Linked DNA regions of Homo sapiens: regions 1 and 3 are each linked to region 2. A link is an interaction called in ENCODE POLR2A ChIA-PET data of the cell type or tissue named here. Cell type or tissue: B cell. All regions are shown on one strand. Each heading gives the region's core, and the rest is flanking DNA. Links, peaks and the distances in the headings are about the cores only.

Region 1 (5,349 bases), core at 533-4,532, 570 kb after region 2:
AGATTTGAGGGCAATGAAACTATTCTGTTTGATACTATAATGGTGAATACACATCGTTATACATTTGTTCAAAGCCATAGGATGTACTCTCCCAACAGTAAATTCTAACGTAAACCATGGACTCTGGGTGATGATGTGCCAATGTAGGTTCATCAGCTGTAACAAATATAGCACTCTGGTGGAGAATGTGGCTAGTGGGGAAGGCTGTGCATGTGGCGGGGGAGGGGTACATGGGAAATCTCTGTACCTTCCTCTCAATTTTATTGTGAACCTGAAACAGCTCTAAAAAAGAAAGCATTTTTATTTTTTAAATTCCTTGGTCATAATAACCATATTTCAAGTATTCAATAGGCCCATGTAGCTACTGGCTACTGTGTTGTGCTGGACAGTAAAGATATAAACATCTCCATCATTGCAGAAAACTCTCCTTGACAGGACTGTTATAGAGGGTAAGGGAAAGTGACTGACTGACCTGGAGTCTGGGAAAAGAGGAACTACTAACAAGGGCATTTGTCCTACAGCATTTAGTACTTTATTGAAGGATCAGGTGGATTTACCTTTCCTTTTCCACCTGCTCTTTTTTCCCTCCTTGTTGCTGCCACCATCACTGCTGCTGCTGCTGTTCTCAGAACTCTGGGAATCTGACTGACCATCACTGCTTTCTTCTGAACCTTCTGACAGCTCTTTCACCCCATCCGGCACATCTTTCTGAAAATGTAGGCATCCAATTAGGATTAATCATTACCATTTAAGCAAACAGAAATTAAAACTTCTGATATGCAATGTTGCAACTTAATTGCACTAATTTTTGTTACTATAGGATTCAGTAGCAGAACCAGCAATATTTTCTGAATTCCTGTCATCTCTTTGAGGCAAATAAGCTAATGTTTCCAACTATATCCGAAGATAAAAATTATATACAACATTCATATGCAGGCACAACACAGGCTTAAATTAGACAAAAATTGGGTAGATATGAGTCCAGGTAAATGATTAAATACTCTTACATTTTAAAAACTACATAATAATTTTATTGGCTGGGCGTGGTGGTTCACACCTGTAATGCTAACACTTTGGGTGGCTAAGGCAGTTAGAATGTTTGAGACCAGGAGTTCAAGACCAGCCTGGGCAACATGGTGAAACCCGTCTCTACAAAAAAAAAATGCAAAAAAAAAAAAAAAATTAGCTGGGCATGGTGGAACGAACACTCCTGTAGTCACAGCTACTTGGGAGGCCAAGGTGGGAGGACTAAGCCCAGGAGTTCAAGACCAACCTGGGCAACATGGTGAAACCCCACCTCTACAAAAAAAAATACAAAAATTAGCCAGGTATAGTGGTGTGCACCTGTGGTCCCAGCTACTTAGGAGGCTGAGTTGGGAGGATCACCTGAACCCAGGAAGTTTGAGGCTGCAGTGAGCTGTGATCGTACTACTGCACTCCAACATGGGTGACAGAGTGAGATCCTGTCTCAAAAAACTAAATAAAATAATTTCATTAAATATATGTATGTCCATGTGTGTATGTAAGTACCACTATGTACTCTGAATTCAATTACAGAGTAAGAGTCTAGACAGTAAGAGATAGTGCATTATTTGAATCTAATTGGTTCCTGAATATTGGTTAGTAAGTAGCAAGAATTAAATAAAAAAGAAATCTTTTTTTAAATGAAGGTTCTTCCTGACAGAAAAAAAGAAAAAGAAAGAAATCATTTAACAAATCATATGAAACTCTTTGGTTTCTGCACTGAGAGAGAATGCTAATCAGAAAGGATAACTACGTCAGCTTAGCATGTGAGAGATATAATAACAGGATAGTTCCAAGACCAAAGACTAGAAAACAAGACTTCCTGGCTTTACCCTCTCCTAATTGTGCAGTTAAAATCTTAACCTTTCATGCTTCAGTTTCCCCATCTATAAGGTGGGGATAATAGTACCTACCTTAAAAGATCATTCTTCAATTAGCTCAAGTTAAATGAGCTAATAAATGTAAAATGCTTAGAATCACGCCCAACATAAGAGGTCAAAAAATATCAGCTACTATGTGTTTACATAATATATAAAAATACACATGTATGGCTAAACACACTAGTGAGTGTTTGTGGTTTTTTGTTATTTTGGGAGACAGGGTCTCACTCTGTCACCCAGGCTGGAGTGCAGTAGTGCAATCACAGCTCACTGTAGCCTCGACCTCCCAGGCGCAAGCAATCTTCCCACCTCAGCCTCTGGAGCAGCTGGGACTACAGGTGTGTGCCACCATACCCGGCTAATTTTTTAAATTTTTTTATAAAGCTGGGGTCCTACTATGTTGCCCAGGCTGGTCCTGGATTTGAACTCCTGAGCTTAAGCAATCCTCTTGCCTTAGCCTCCCAAAGTGCTGGGATTACAGGCGTGTGCCACTGCGCCTAGCCTGTGAATGTTATTTCTAAGCTATAAAACTATCAGTGGTTCTTTTTACCTCCAATATTTTATTTTCCCACATCGTTTTAACAATCAGATAAAAAATAATTCTGACAGACACAAAAATGTGACCCTCCTACATAAAACTGACATCCGTATGACATTATAGCCAAGACTATAAACTCTGATCTAGTTAAGTTAGGTATTTTTCATTTAAATTTATGTCCTAGTGCCATTTCTCTCTGAGCCGTCTCTTATGTTATACACTTTCTTAAAATACACACCCTATATTTTTCTATTATTTCCTTCAAAATGCAGGACAGCTTTTATAGAGTTAGTTGTCAGCCAGACATCTTGTCATATAGGTTCAACAAGTATCTGAAATATAAATATAATTATCTTCTTTTCTTAAAATATGTGATCCGTACAGGATCAACTGCCTATGCCCCAAATTCTAGAATCATTTCAGCCCCTTTTACCCACTCCAAATGCTACATATTCTATTTATTCCTCTAATGTCCTTTGTCTCCATCTCTTTTACTAGTCTCTTAATTCAGGCCCTGAGTATTTCTTCCAAACAACCATAACCACCTTTCTGACAAATTTTCCTGCTTCACTCTTAAATCTATCCTACTTGAGTTATTCTCTTAAACTTGGATTTGATTATGCTTTTCTCCTGAAAAACCTGTGACATCTACCACCCAACAACCCATACACAAACTGCTCAGTCAGGTTTTCAAAGGCCTCCAATGTTTGATCTCTACCTAACGTTTACCACACTGGAATCTTTACCACTTAAGTCCACGCAAAGATTATGGTCTAATCACTCCAATTTACTCTACTTTCAAGTCCACTCTGAATCTTTCCAACTGTGCCCTTGCTTAAGCTATTCCTATGTCCTGGAAGGCCCTTCTTCTTACTACTTATCTGACAAAGTCCAGCTCAAATCTTACAAGTTAACAACAACAAAAAACGGCTACATTCCTTTATTCAAAATTAATTCTTATTTCTCTATATTATCACATTTTTTAAAAGCAAAGAACATTTTGAGAGCAGGCAATTATTTTAGGAACTATAATGTGAGCTTCAAGAGCTCAGGGGCCACAGCTTAACCCTCTTTACAGTCTCTATAGTGTCCAGCACAGAGGTAATATTGTGATATAGTATGAAATATATATTTGGTTCCTGACTACAGTTCCTGGCCTAGAGCTCTTTTTAGCTGTTATAATTTCCTAAGCAATAGTGTTACTAGTAGAATCTTTTGCTATTATTTGGTCCTTGATCCCAGCTTCCAACACAGAGCTCCTAAGACCTCTGCAATTTCCTGAGTAAAAGGAGCATCTGACACAGCTCCTATGTCCCTTGGAATTTCCTGGGTGATAGGAGCATCTTTTCTTCCTCTTGGTGAGCTACTGCATAGTCTCAGGATGGGGGTTAGTTTCCAGGGGAACCAACTATGTGACTAGAGGGTTGGAACTTTCACTCACTCCCCAATCTCAGGGAGGGAGGAGACTGAAGGTGGAGCTGATCACCAACGGCCAATAATTTAATCAGTCATATGTGCTGAAGCTTTCATAAAAACCCAATGGATTGGGTTCTGAGAGCTTTGAGATTTAGCTGATCACGGCTGGGTGCGGTGGCTCATGCCTGCAATCCCAGCACTTTGGTAGGCCAAGGCAGGCAGATCACCTGAGGTCAGGGGTTCGAGACCAGCCTGGCCAACATGGTAAAACCCTGTCTCTACTAAAAATACAAAAAATTAGTTAGGCGAGGTGGCAAGCACCTATAATCCCAGCTACTCTGGAGGCTGAGGCAGGAGAACTGCTTGAACCCGGGAGGCGGAGGTTGCAGTGAGCTGAAATTGCACTGCTGCAATCCAGCCTGGGCGACAGAGCGAGACTCCATCTCAAAATGAATGAATGAATGAATGAATGAATGAATGAATGATTTAGCTGATCACATGGAGGTTCCTGGAGGGTGGCAAGCCTGGAGAGGGCACACAAGCTCTGTGTACCTTCCTACAAACCTCACACTAAGCATCTTATCCATCTGGCCATTCATCTGTATCTTTTGTAATATCCTTTATAATAAATGGGTAAATGTAAGTAAAGCATTTTCCTGAGTTCAGTGAGTCATTCTAGCAAATTAATCAAACCCAAGGAGGGAACCCCAATTATAACCAGACAGTCAGAAGTACAGGTCACAACCTGGGACTTGCGACAGTTGGCATCTGAAGGGGATGGGAGGGTACTGAGCCCTCAACCTGTGGAATCTGACACTGTCTCCAGATAGATAGATAGCATCAGAATGGAGTTGAATTACAGCAGTGGTCCCCAACCTTTCTGCATCAGGGACTGGTGCTGTGGAAGACAATTTTTTTCACTGAAGGGTCAGGGAGTGGGATGGTTTCAGATGAAACTGTTCCACCTCAGATCATCAGGCATTAGATTCTCATACAGAGTGCATGACCTAGATCCCTCAAATGTGCAGTTCACAATAGAGTACGCACTCCTACAAGAATCTCATGCTGCCACTGATCCGACAGGAGGCAGAACTCAGGCAGTCATGCTTGCTTGCCCACCAATCACCTCCAGCTGTGCAGCCGGGTTCCTAACGGGCCACAGACTGGAACTCTAATTGTTAAAGGACATCCAGCTGATGTCTGCTGGAGAATTGCTTGGTATGTGAGGAGAAACCTCCACACATCTGGTGTTAGAAGTATTGTACTTAACGGTGTATGAGAATAGGGAAAACACTTTGGTTTTTTTTTCCCCCCAATCTCTACAATAGAATAGGCATTTAATAAATTTTTTAAACAGTATGGAAGGTCTAGAACAGCTAAAACCAAAAAGAAATACAGAAAGTTCCATGTGAGAATAGAGCCCTGTAACCCCAGGAAATTCAACAAAGTATATAAAAAGGAGGCAGGTGGGTAGGTAGGTTAGATCTTTCT
Region 2 (5,349 bases), core at 436-4,435:
GTGCCCACACCCACACCCCTCGGAATTACATCCACTCCCCATGCTGGCAGCTGACCCTACTATATGCACACTACTATATGCACACTTGGCCTCTTCACCAGCCAGCTCCCAGGCAGCCTCTTGTCTCCCTCTCTCCTCCATTCCACTCGAGACCCACTGTGCTGACCCGGCAAGCCTGGGCCCGGTGCGCAGCATCTCCACCACACCCAGGCAGACACAGGGCTGGAGCTGCCCACTGAGGCGGTCTCAGGGACTGCGGACCTGTCACTTCACAACTACCTTGACTCAGCCCAGCCCTGACCCTTCTCCTGTCTCTCCTTACCCCTCTGCCACCAAATGACGCCTTGCTTAAACTCAGGACTGTCACAGGATCATTATTATTATTATTATTATTATTATTATTATTATTATTATTATTATTTTTTTTTTTGAGACAGAGTTTTTCTCTGTGGTCCAGGCTGGAGTGCAGTGGCGCCATCTTGGTTCACTGCAAACTCCCCCTCCCAGGTTCAAGTGATTCTCTGCCTGAGCCTCCCAAATAGCTGGGATTACAGGCACACACCACCACGCCCAGCTAATTTTTTGTAATTTTAGTAGAGACGGGGTTTTGCCATGTTGCCCAGGCTGGTCTCAAACTCCTGAGCTCAGGCAATCTGCTTGCCTCGGCCTCCCAAAGTGCTGGCATTACAGGTGTGAGCCACTGCACTCGGCCTGTCACAGAATGGTATTTATTAACCAAATGGCTCCAGTAGCTCCCTCTGTCCCGTAAGTTCTTGCCAGACCTCCCACTCCCAGCTCTGATGACACTGGGACAATCAGGCATGGCTTCCAGAGCTAAAGGGCACCAATGCCCACCTCTCCCAGCCCTCCCATCTCTCTTTGGAGCTAAGTCTTGAAGATTCAGTCCGAGTTCCATCTCCTACCAGGATTCCTCCAGATAAGCTAATTTTCAAAATTCAGTGGCCAGATGAAATTGCTTATACCTCTTGCTTCTTGCTAATTTCTAGACTCTCAAAAAGAAAAAAAAATCTTGGGTCTTGACTTCCCCACTGAGATGAACACATTTCTGAATTGGTCCAACTAAGAACCAGGTTTGCTTCTTTCTGAACTGACAGCCTGAGAGCTGAAGAACCAGGCAAATGTGTGAGGAGCCAACCAAAATGTGCAGCTACTTTGCTCCAATAAGTTTTATTTCTGGGAATCCATTTTAAGGAAAAAATACAAAATATGGACAGAAAAAAGCCAAAACATAAAGATGTTTACAGAAGCTCTATTTGTAGCTAAAATAAAAAAATAGAAACAAATATCCAACAAGAAAGTGCCACGAAGCCATTTAAAAAAAAAATTCCAGCCAGGCACAGTGGCTCACGCCTGTAATCCTAGCACTTTGGGAGGCCGAGGCAGGTGGATCATGAGGTCAGGAGATCGAGACCATCCTGGCTAACACGGTGAAACCCCGTCTCTACTAAAAATACAAAAAAAAATTAGCCGGGCATGGTGGCGGGCGCCTGTAGTCCCAGCTACTCGGGAGGCTGAGGCAGAATGGCGTAAACCCAGGAGGTGGAGCTTGCAGTGAGCTGAGATTGTGCCACTGCACTCCAGCCTGGGCGACAGAGCGAGACTCTGTCTCACGGAAAAAAAAAAAAAAATTCCACTACTAAAGAACTCATCCATGTAACCAAACCACCTGTACCCCAAAAACTATTGAAATAAAAATAATTCTACATCAACACTGAAAAATACTAAGAAAAAGTACAAGTTAAATGTATAGTTACAACTTTGTGAAAAAAGAAAGACGTGCCCATGAGGAAAAAACCTGTTAGTTTAGTAGGGTTGTCCCCTTTTCCTCAAACGTTCCCCTTATAATTTCTTTCAATACTTCCAGTGAAGTGGTACAGTCCTAAACCTCCCTGAAACCTAATGTAAGAGAGAAACCTTGAGTAACCCTTCCTCTTTTTTTTATTTTTTATTTTGAGACAGAGTCTCACTCTGTCACCCAGGCTGCAGTGCAGTGGCACAATCTTAGCTCACTGCAATCTCCACCTCCCGGTTTCAAGCAATTCTCCTGCCTCAGCCTCCAGAGTAGCTGGGATTACAGGTGCCCACCACCATGCCTGGACAATTTTTGTATTTTTAGTAGAGAGAGGGTTTCACCATGTTGGCCAGGCTGGTCTCGAACTCCTGACCTCAAGTGATCCACCTCCCTCGGCCTCCCAGTGTGCTGGCATTACAGGCGTGAGCCACCATGCCCAGCCAAGTAACCCTTCTTTAAGAGAAGCAAGCACTGGCTAGACCTGCTAGGCACTTAGAAGATGAAACTGAAACACAGATGCTTGAGGTCTTAGAGTTGAGATGTGGTATGAATCATCCCAGTTCTTGCATTTATTCAGATGGTCACATTTATTTATTTATTTATTTGATACAGTCTCGCTCTGTATCCAGCCCACACTGGAGTGCAGTGGCGCAATGAGAGCTCGCTGCAACCTCCACCTCCCAGGTTCAAGCAATTCTCCTACCTCAACTTCCCAAGTAGCTGGGATTACAAGCGTGCACCACCACACCCGGCTAATCTTTGTATTTTTAGTAGAGATGCGGTTTCAGCATGTTGGCCAGGCTGATCTTGAACCCCCAACCTCAGGTGATCCATCCACCTCAGCCTCCCAAAGTGCTGGGAATACAGGCATGAGCCACTGCGCCCAGCCAGATGGTCACTTTAGATAGGTGGGGACAGAGAACTAGTGATTATTGAGTCATGCAGACAAAGGGAACACTGGGTGAAGGGCTCTGCAGACCATGAGGCACTGTCCACTTGCAAGACAGCTCTGGGGAGGGCCATACAGTGAGAGGAACTCAGACTTGGGGTCTGAAGGGAAAACTGGGGGTATCCCTGAGTGGCTGTCACTGCACTCAAGGTGGCCCTTGCATTGTTGGCTGGAGCAGGGAAAGGGACCTCCCTCCCCTTATGCTGAGCTGACACTGGCTTCCCCCACACCATTCCACCTGCCTGTGGAACACCTGGAAAGACCCCGGCCCTTTGGGCTCGCCCTGTCCGTGTTTACAAACATTGGCCTACCAATTCCTGCTTTTTCTAGGACAAATGCCCCGATTTGTTCTGGGGCCCCTTGACATTCCCGACCATCTACCACTCTGGATGCTCGCTTGTTGCCAAAACCCTGTTTAGAGTTTGAGTACCTAGGTTCAAAAATCCTCCTCGCGCCGTGTCTGACCAAGGCATTGGCATAAGGCGCGCTCTTCTCCCTGCTCTGGTATGAAAACTTCTGTTGCTCAGCCCAGAGCTGAATTTGCTTTCCCAGCAACCCTGTCTCACCATAACTTATTTTTCAGCTTCCAGTCAACCAAACTCTTTCCTGCACCCAGGGGACAGCTCCCATTTACTAATTTGATGCTCACACAGGTGACGTTTTTTAGGGAGGCCCTACATCATCTGGGCCCGACGCTAGCACCTCCCCGCTTAGGTACTTGAGCCCCCTGGAGGAGGCTGTGAACAGTCATGGCAGGGAAAGGAGACGCAAGACAAAACGACATTATTACGGTGCTTTTCCATTTTTCTTTTTGCACAAAAACAGTCCATTTATTCAAGTGTTCTCCAGCACAAGTACATTAGAAAGGAGCTTTATTATATTCTTCTGGGCACAAAAAAAAATGTGATGAAGGCGGAACTGACAGACTTTCTACATCTGTTGTACGCATTGACCTCTTTAATTATTTCATAAACAGCTATGTCACGAGCATCACTTACACAGAGATACAACAGGACACCAGGCGGGTGGGGCAGGGACCCCTCGGGCCCCCACTCGCCCTTCCCTGAATGTCCTAGAACCAGACTGTGAAATGTACATTATTATTGTCAATAAATAGAGAAGCAACCCTAAAAAAAAAAAAAAAAAAAAAAAAAAAAAAAAAAAAAAAAAAAAAAAAAAAATACAGTGGTGAAAGGATGCTGGAACCAGGAAAAAAAAATAATAATAATAAAGGAGAAAAGAGGAACTTAAGAGAAAGGAAAGAGGGCTGGGGAGGGAAGAGTCTGGGAAGTCCTGCATTTAGCTGCGTGGAATGTGGAGTAAAAGTGCTCTGCCACCGGGGTCAAAGCGAAATCGTCTGTAACAGTAAAAGTTATTACCAAATCAGCTACGGAGTTTATTCTTCAGTATGAATACATGATTTCCCACAAATAAGTAAGCACCCGCTACTTCAATGCCTCAGCTAAAACACATGAAATCGCTCATTTAGTTTTCAAGTACAAAGTTAAAATGCCTTTTTAATAATAATATATCAGAGTAAAATAATAGTCTCTTTTAAACTCCACTACAAGAAAACAAAACAAACAGTCATTGTCCAGACAGCAGACTTAATTTAACAATATATATTTTTAATAAAATGTTTTAGCACCTTGGTGAGTCACCTCCTCCCTCTGCGTATTCTAAGGAATTTCAGCATTTTTGTTGTCTGTTGAATTCTAGGGCTGTGCAACCAAATCGGTCTGTGAAGTGAAATGGGACTAGGGGATGCTTTAGACCGCTGCTCATGTTCTCAGGCACAGGGTTGGAGGCCGCTAGGCTGGGGCTGAGGGAGCCGCCCTCCTCACCCCCCAGTGGAGCTGAGCCAGGGAGCTTTCCAGTTACGGGAGTTTCGGGAGTCCCAGGCCCTCTGGTGGGGGAAGTGAGTAAGTCACCACCAGCAAAGGGATCTTGTGTCCTTGTCCTCCCTGCTCCTTGCTTGTTTCTCCCTCCCCCAAAACTCTGCTGCCTCGGGTCAGAGACAGGTCACCCACCAAAGGCCCACCTTAGCTGGGTCTCGGAAACACAGAGGCAAGGTTCCCCAACTCGATCCTCAAAGACCCTGGCCTGCCTTTACCAAAACGTAAAGATTCCAGAGCTCACACTACAACAGCAGAGTCCATCCTCTCACCCCTTCCCTCTCCTCCCGGTCCTCCTGACCCCAGCACAGGGCCTGGTAAGGAGGCGGCTGACACTTTCCTTAATCCTGGCTCAGCAGGGCATGGCCAGAAGGGCCATCCCAGCTCCAGACCATTCCTCCACTACACCTTTTCCACCCCCGGGATTGGGAGCGGGGAGGTTTCAGCTGCTCCCTGGCAAACAGGCAGGACTCCCAGAGGACAACTCCAGGGTCGCTCTCTAGTCTCCAGCACTGAGAGCAGGCAGCGTGGAGAATACGCAATGACAAACTCAGATTACTCACCTCCCGGGACCAAAACAGGGGCCTGGCTAGAAACTCGGTTCCCACCAGAATGTTGGCTCTGCCGTGCTCCCGACCAAAGGAAGCAAGCAGCCCTCTTCAGGGCACAGTGCCAGGCAGCACCCCCTCCCT
Region 3 (5,349 bases), core at 533-4,532, 240 kb before region 2:
AGTCAGGATTCTGGTTATATTCAGGGATAGTGATGGAAGAGGGCTATAAGGAGGGTGTCTGGGTGCAGGTCATGTTCTAGATCTTGATCTGAGTGGGGGTTACATAGGTGTATTCACTTCATGAGAATTCAGAGGGCTGCACACTAATGATCTGTATAATGCTCCTCTATAGTATGTCACACTTCAAAAAAGTTTACAGAAACAGTTCCTTCCTAATTTTCACAGGGCCTAAGAGCTAAAAACGCAGCCCCAGCCTGATGTTTCTCTCTGCTCAGGGTTTCTCGTGCTGTGCCTGTGATAGCTCTTGGTGTCCATGGAAACCAGACAGAGACAGCGTGGTGGGGAAACAAGCCAGAGGGAAACTGTAGCCAAGAAGCTTTGCGCATGCGACAGAGGAACAGACCCCCCTCCCCTGCTCACCACGAGTCTTCCCTCCCTGTACTCTCAGATCTGTCAGCTATAGCCAGTTCCCTGCCACCACGACTGTCCACCTAGGACAACTCTGGCTGTTGCTTGTCATAATTTACACCCATAACTGCTTCCAGCCCACCTTCTCCGTCACTGGCTTTCATCTTCCCCAACCCAGCAGGAAAGTTGGCCTGGCAGGGACTCAAAACAAAACAAAAAAAAGGCCTTACCTGGATCAGGGGACACTAATGCCTCATTAACCTTACTAAGGGCATAAGCCCAAAAAAGGCCTTTGAGTAGCCATGGTGAACGTTACAGACTCTGTGCATAAGAGCATAAGCTCTTTACTCACAGTAGAGTTCTCCAGATCCTTGCTCAGAGCTTATGAATCCCTATTTTAAACAGAGTTGTATCACCTTGTTATCTGATTTTTTAGGTCTGCAAAAACACAGGGTAGAAGTGAGTGGGTGAAATTCTCCCGAGGGTGCCCACGTGCCTGGCTTTGTTAAGTTTGGGAATTATTCTGGATATATCTGGGTACGAATGTGTGTATGCAAGCATATGTGTGGGGCTTCTGGGTATACTCATGTGTTGGTTATAATGACTTTGTGTGCGAGAGTGTGTGCATTAGCATTTCCTGCATCTGTCGGCTTCGTGTGTGCATATTGAATGTATGCTATATGAGGACGTTTGTGAATGAATTTGTCGTTTTGTGGGTTTATATGTGTACATGTGATCAGATGTAAAATATGTAAATGAGAATTTACACTTTTTTGACTGTAGGAAATATGACAGAGCATTTGTAGGGCTGCTTATAAGTTTATGTCTTCAAGCTAAACTGTAAGTTTGTATGTGGATTTATATAGGGATAGCTCTAGGGAAAGTTTCCAAGTCATATGGTTGAACCATATGGAATTGCCATTTTGTGGGCTAAAAATGGTTAAGTATTCTATAATTTTTGTATGATTCTAATTAATGGGTGTGTATGTACATGCGTATAAACACATACATAAATTCAAGTTAGCATAGCCCCTACACCAATTAGTAATACCATCAGAGCTGAGAAGAAGACGATCACCATGAGTATGAGATCCGGGAAGAAACTTAACATGGACCTTGAGGGAAGGATAAGATATGGAAAGAATGATGAATAATGGAACAGAAAGTTGCAAAAGGGAAATAGTGGGAAATGAGGTTGAAAGTTGTTTACCCGGGAAAGCCTTCTCTGACACTTGTTTTGTATTCACGCACCCCAAGTTTGGCTCTGCCTCGGGCTTCTACAAACCCCCATGAAGTGACTCAATGACAACACTTGTCACCCTGAACTGTAATTGTTAATCTAATTGGCTGTCTTCCCCACCAGGCAACAAGTTCACTGAGGGCAATAACTGTCTCTCTGGTTCACTTATATTCCCAACACTTAGGACAAAGCTTGGTACAGAATGGAAACTTAGCTAGCATTTGTTGAAGAAACAGATGGCTGAAAGCCAGGTCTTCTGATACAGCAGTGCATTGTCAGGCTAAGGAGTGCAACTCGTTCTGGCCAGCACATGTGACTGTCGGTTCTTTGGCAACTGACAGACATTTTGGAGAGTTGATTAACATGCACAAAACATCATTTAAAAATACTAATTTGGGAGTGGTATCAAGAATAGACAGAAGTAGGCTAGGTGAGGTGGCTCACATCTGTAATCCCAGCATTTTTAGAAGGCCAAGGCAGGATCGCTTGAGACTAGGAGTTCAGGACCAGCTTGGGCAATATAGAGAGACCCTGTCTCTTAAAAAAATAAAAATTAAAAAAAGGCCAGGTGTGGTGGCACACACCTGTAGTCCTGGAACTTTGGGAGTCTGAGGCAGGAGGATCACTTGAGCCCAGGAATTCAAGACCAGCTTGGGCAACACAGGGAGACCCCATCTCTACAAAAAATAAAAAAATTAGCCCAGGCATGATGGCTCACACCTGTAATCCCAGCACTTTGGAATACTGAGGTGGGTGGATCACTTGAAGTCAGGAGTTTGAGACTGGCTTGGCCCAAATGGCAAAACCCTGTCTGTACCAAAAAAAAAAAAAAAAAAAAAAAAAAAGTAGCCAGGCATGGTGGTGCACAGAACAAGTCACCCTATCCACTTGTGCATGCCTGTAATCCCAGGCACTCAGGAAGCTGAGGCATGAGAATCGCTTGAACCTGGGAGGTGGATGTTGCAGAGAGCTGAGATCGCACCACTGCACTCCAGCCTGAGCAACAGAGCGAGACTCTGTCTCAAAAAAAAAAAAAAAAAGAAAAGAAAAAGCCAGGGATGGTGGAACACACATGTAGTCTCAGCCACTGAGGAGGCTGAGGTGGGAGGATCGCTTCAGCCAGGGAGGTTGAGGCTGCAGTGAGCTGAGATCAACACTACTGCACTCCACCCTGGCTGCCAGAGTGAGACCTGGTCTTAAAAAAAAAAAAAGAGAGAGAAAAGAAAAGAAGGTTATGTAGGTTATGGTTAGCCATCAGAAGCCCAGTAGTTCCTAGGCATCTGGCAATAAATACCTACATGACAATGGCAATGGGAATGGACAGCAAGGAAGAGATGAAAAAACTACAATAGGAACAGCTTCTTGGTGACTGCTAGGTGTGGGGCAAACCGAGAAAGTGGAGTGAAGGCTGACCCCACGTTCTGGAGCCCGAGTGGCTGAGATGATGACAGTTACTCTGACAGAAATGAGACCCCAAAGGAGAGCTATTTAAACAGTGACAAGATCTGTTTTGAACACGCTGTAGTTTTGGATGTTGATATGGTTTGGCTGTGTCCCCATCCAAATCTTATCTTGAATTGTAAACCCCATAATCCTCATGTGTTGTGGGAGGGATTTGGTAGGAGGTAATTGAATCATGGGGGCGGTTTTCCCCATGTTGTTCTCGTGATAGTGAGTGAGTTTTCACAATATCTTAATCATTTTCCCCTTCCACAAGATATCACACTGGTCCATTACATTGATGACATTGTGCTGATTGGATCCAGTGAGCAAGAAGTAGCAAGCACGCTGGACTTACTGGTGAGACATTTGTGTGCCAGGGGATGGGAAATAAATCTAAAATCTAAAATCCCTGACTAAAAATCAGGGACCTTCCACCTCAGTAAAATTTCTAGGAGTCCAGTGCTGTGGGGCCTGTGGAGTATTAGATATTCCTTCTAAGGTGAGGGATAAGTTGCTGCATTTGGCCCCTCCTACAACCAAGAAAGAGGCACAGTGCCTAGTGGGCCTATTTGGATTTTGGAGGCAACACATTCCTCATTTAGGGGTGTTACTCCTGCCCATTTATTGAGTGACCTGAAAGGCTGCCAGTTTTGAGTGGGGTCCAGAAAGGAGAAGGCTCTGCAGTAGGTCCAGGCTGCTATGCAAGCTGCTCTGCCACTTGGGCCATATGACCCAGTGGATCCAATGGTGCTTGAGGTGTCAGTGGCAGATAAGGATGCTGTTTGGAGTCTTTGGCAGGCCTGCATCGGTGAATTACAGTGGAGGCCTCTAGGATTTTGGAGCAAGGCTCTGCCATCTTCTGCAGATAAATACTCTCCTTTTGAGAGACGGCTCTTGGCCTGTTACTGGTCTTTGGTGGAAACTGAACATTTGACTATGGATCGTCAAGTCACCATGCAACCTGAACTGCCTATCATAAACTGGGTGCTTTCTGACCCATCTAGCCATAAAGTGGGTTATGCACAGCAGCATTCCATCATCAAATGGAAGTGGTATATATGGGATCAGGCTCAAGCAGGTCCTGAAGGTGCAAGTAAGTTACATGAGGAAGTGGTTCAAATGCCCATGGTCTCCACTCCTGCCACCCTGCCTTCTCTCCCCAAGCCTTCACTGATGGCCTCATAGAGAGTTACCTATGATCAGAGGAAGAGAAGACTAGGGCCTGGTTTCTAGATGATTCTTCATGATATGCAGGAACTACCCGAAAGTGGACAGCTGCAGCACTACAGCCTCTTTCTAGGACATCCCTGAAGGACAGTGGCAAAGGGAAATCTTCCAAGTGGGCAGAACTTCAAGCAGAGCACCTGGTTGTGCACTTTGCTTGGAAGGAGAAATGATCATGAGCTGTAGCCAATGGTTTGGCTGGATGGTCAGGGACTTGGAAGAAGCATGATTGGAAAATTGGTGACAAAGAAATTTGGGGAAGAGGTATGTAGGTGGACCTCTCTTGAGTGGTCAAAAACTGTGAAGATATTTGTATCCCATGTGAGTGCTCATCAGAGTGTGAGGAGGATTTTAATAATCAAGTGGATAGGATGACTTGTTCTGTGGATACCACTCAGTCTCTTTCCCCACCCTCCCCTGTCATCACCCAATGGGCTCATGAACAAAGTGGCTATGGTGGCAGAGACGGAGGTTTTGCATGCGTTCAGCAACATGGACTTCCACTCACCAAGGCTGCCCTTTCTATGGTCACTGCTGAGTGCCCAATTTGCCAGCAGCAAAGACCAATGCTGGGCCCTTGATATAGCATCATTCCTTGGGGTGATCAGCCACCTACTTGGTGGCAGGTTTATTATATTGGACCTTTCCATCATGGAAATATGATTGTCCTCACTGGAATAGCCACTTACTCTGAATATGGTTTTGCCTATCCTGCCTGCAATGCTTCTGCCTAGAAGAATTGCATAGTAGACTGCATATGGAATTGCAGTCCATAGAAACATCTATGGACTCATGGAATGCCTTATCCACTGTCTTGGTATTCCACACAGCACTGCCTCTGATCAAGGCACTTTGTGACTAAAGAAGTGCAGCAGTGGGCTCATGCTAATGGAATTTGGTGGTCTTACCATGTTCACCATCATCCTGAAGCAACTGGATTAATAGAACAGTGGAGTAGCCTTTTGAAGTCACAATTACAATGGCAACTAGGTGACAGTACTTTGCAGGGCTGGGTCAAAGTTCTCCGGAAGGTT

The links. Peaks named below come from ENCODE experiments on the same cell type or tissue, not always from the same donor. Only the 100,000 strongest peaks of a DNase experiment are listed, where the experiment ranks them.
Region 1: POLR2A ChIA-PET joins it to region 2 with 5 read pairs; 2 of 35 experiments call an interaction of 5 or more read pairs at or near these places.
Region 3: POLR2A ChIA-PET joins it to region 2 with 6 read pairs; 3 of 35 experiments call an interaction of 5 or more read pairs at or near these places.

What each region holds. Positions count from the first base shown.
Region 1 is chr2:25,798,828-25,804,176 of GRCh38, forward strand. It overlaps ASXL2 (ASXL transcriptional regulator 2), which reads right to left. Exons shown (of 13, transcript NM_018263.6): 5 at 558-708. Among named protein-coding and RNA genes, the nearest start is that of ASXL2, 77 kb to the right of the region's middle. In B cell, for the core only: no CTCF peak of the experiment used is centred there; no DNase peak of the experiment used is centred there.
Region 2 is chr2:25,224,310-25,229,658 of GRCh38, forward strand. DNMT3A (DNA methyltransferase 3 alpha) reads right to left here. Exons shown (of 23, transcript NM_022552.5): 23 at 3,565-5,349. Among named protein-coding and RNA genes, the nearest start is that of LINC01381, 23 kb to the left of the region's middle. RefSeq lists enhancers at 1,948-2,077, 2,128-2,207, 2,218-2,277, 5,194-5,349. In B cell, for the core only: no CTCF peak of the experiment used is centred there; a DNase peak (open chromatin) is centred at 2,314.
Region 3 is chr2:24,984,699-24,990,047 of GRCh38, forward strand. All of the region lies in intron 1 of DNAJC27-AS1 (DNAJC27 antisense RNA 1), which reads left to right. Among named protein-coding and RNA genes, the nearest start is that of DNAJC27-AS1, 15 kb to the left of the region's middle. In B cell, for the core only: no CTCF peak of the experiment used is centred there; no DNase peak of the experiment used is centred there.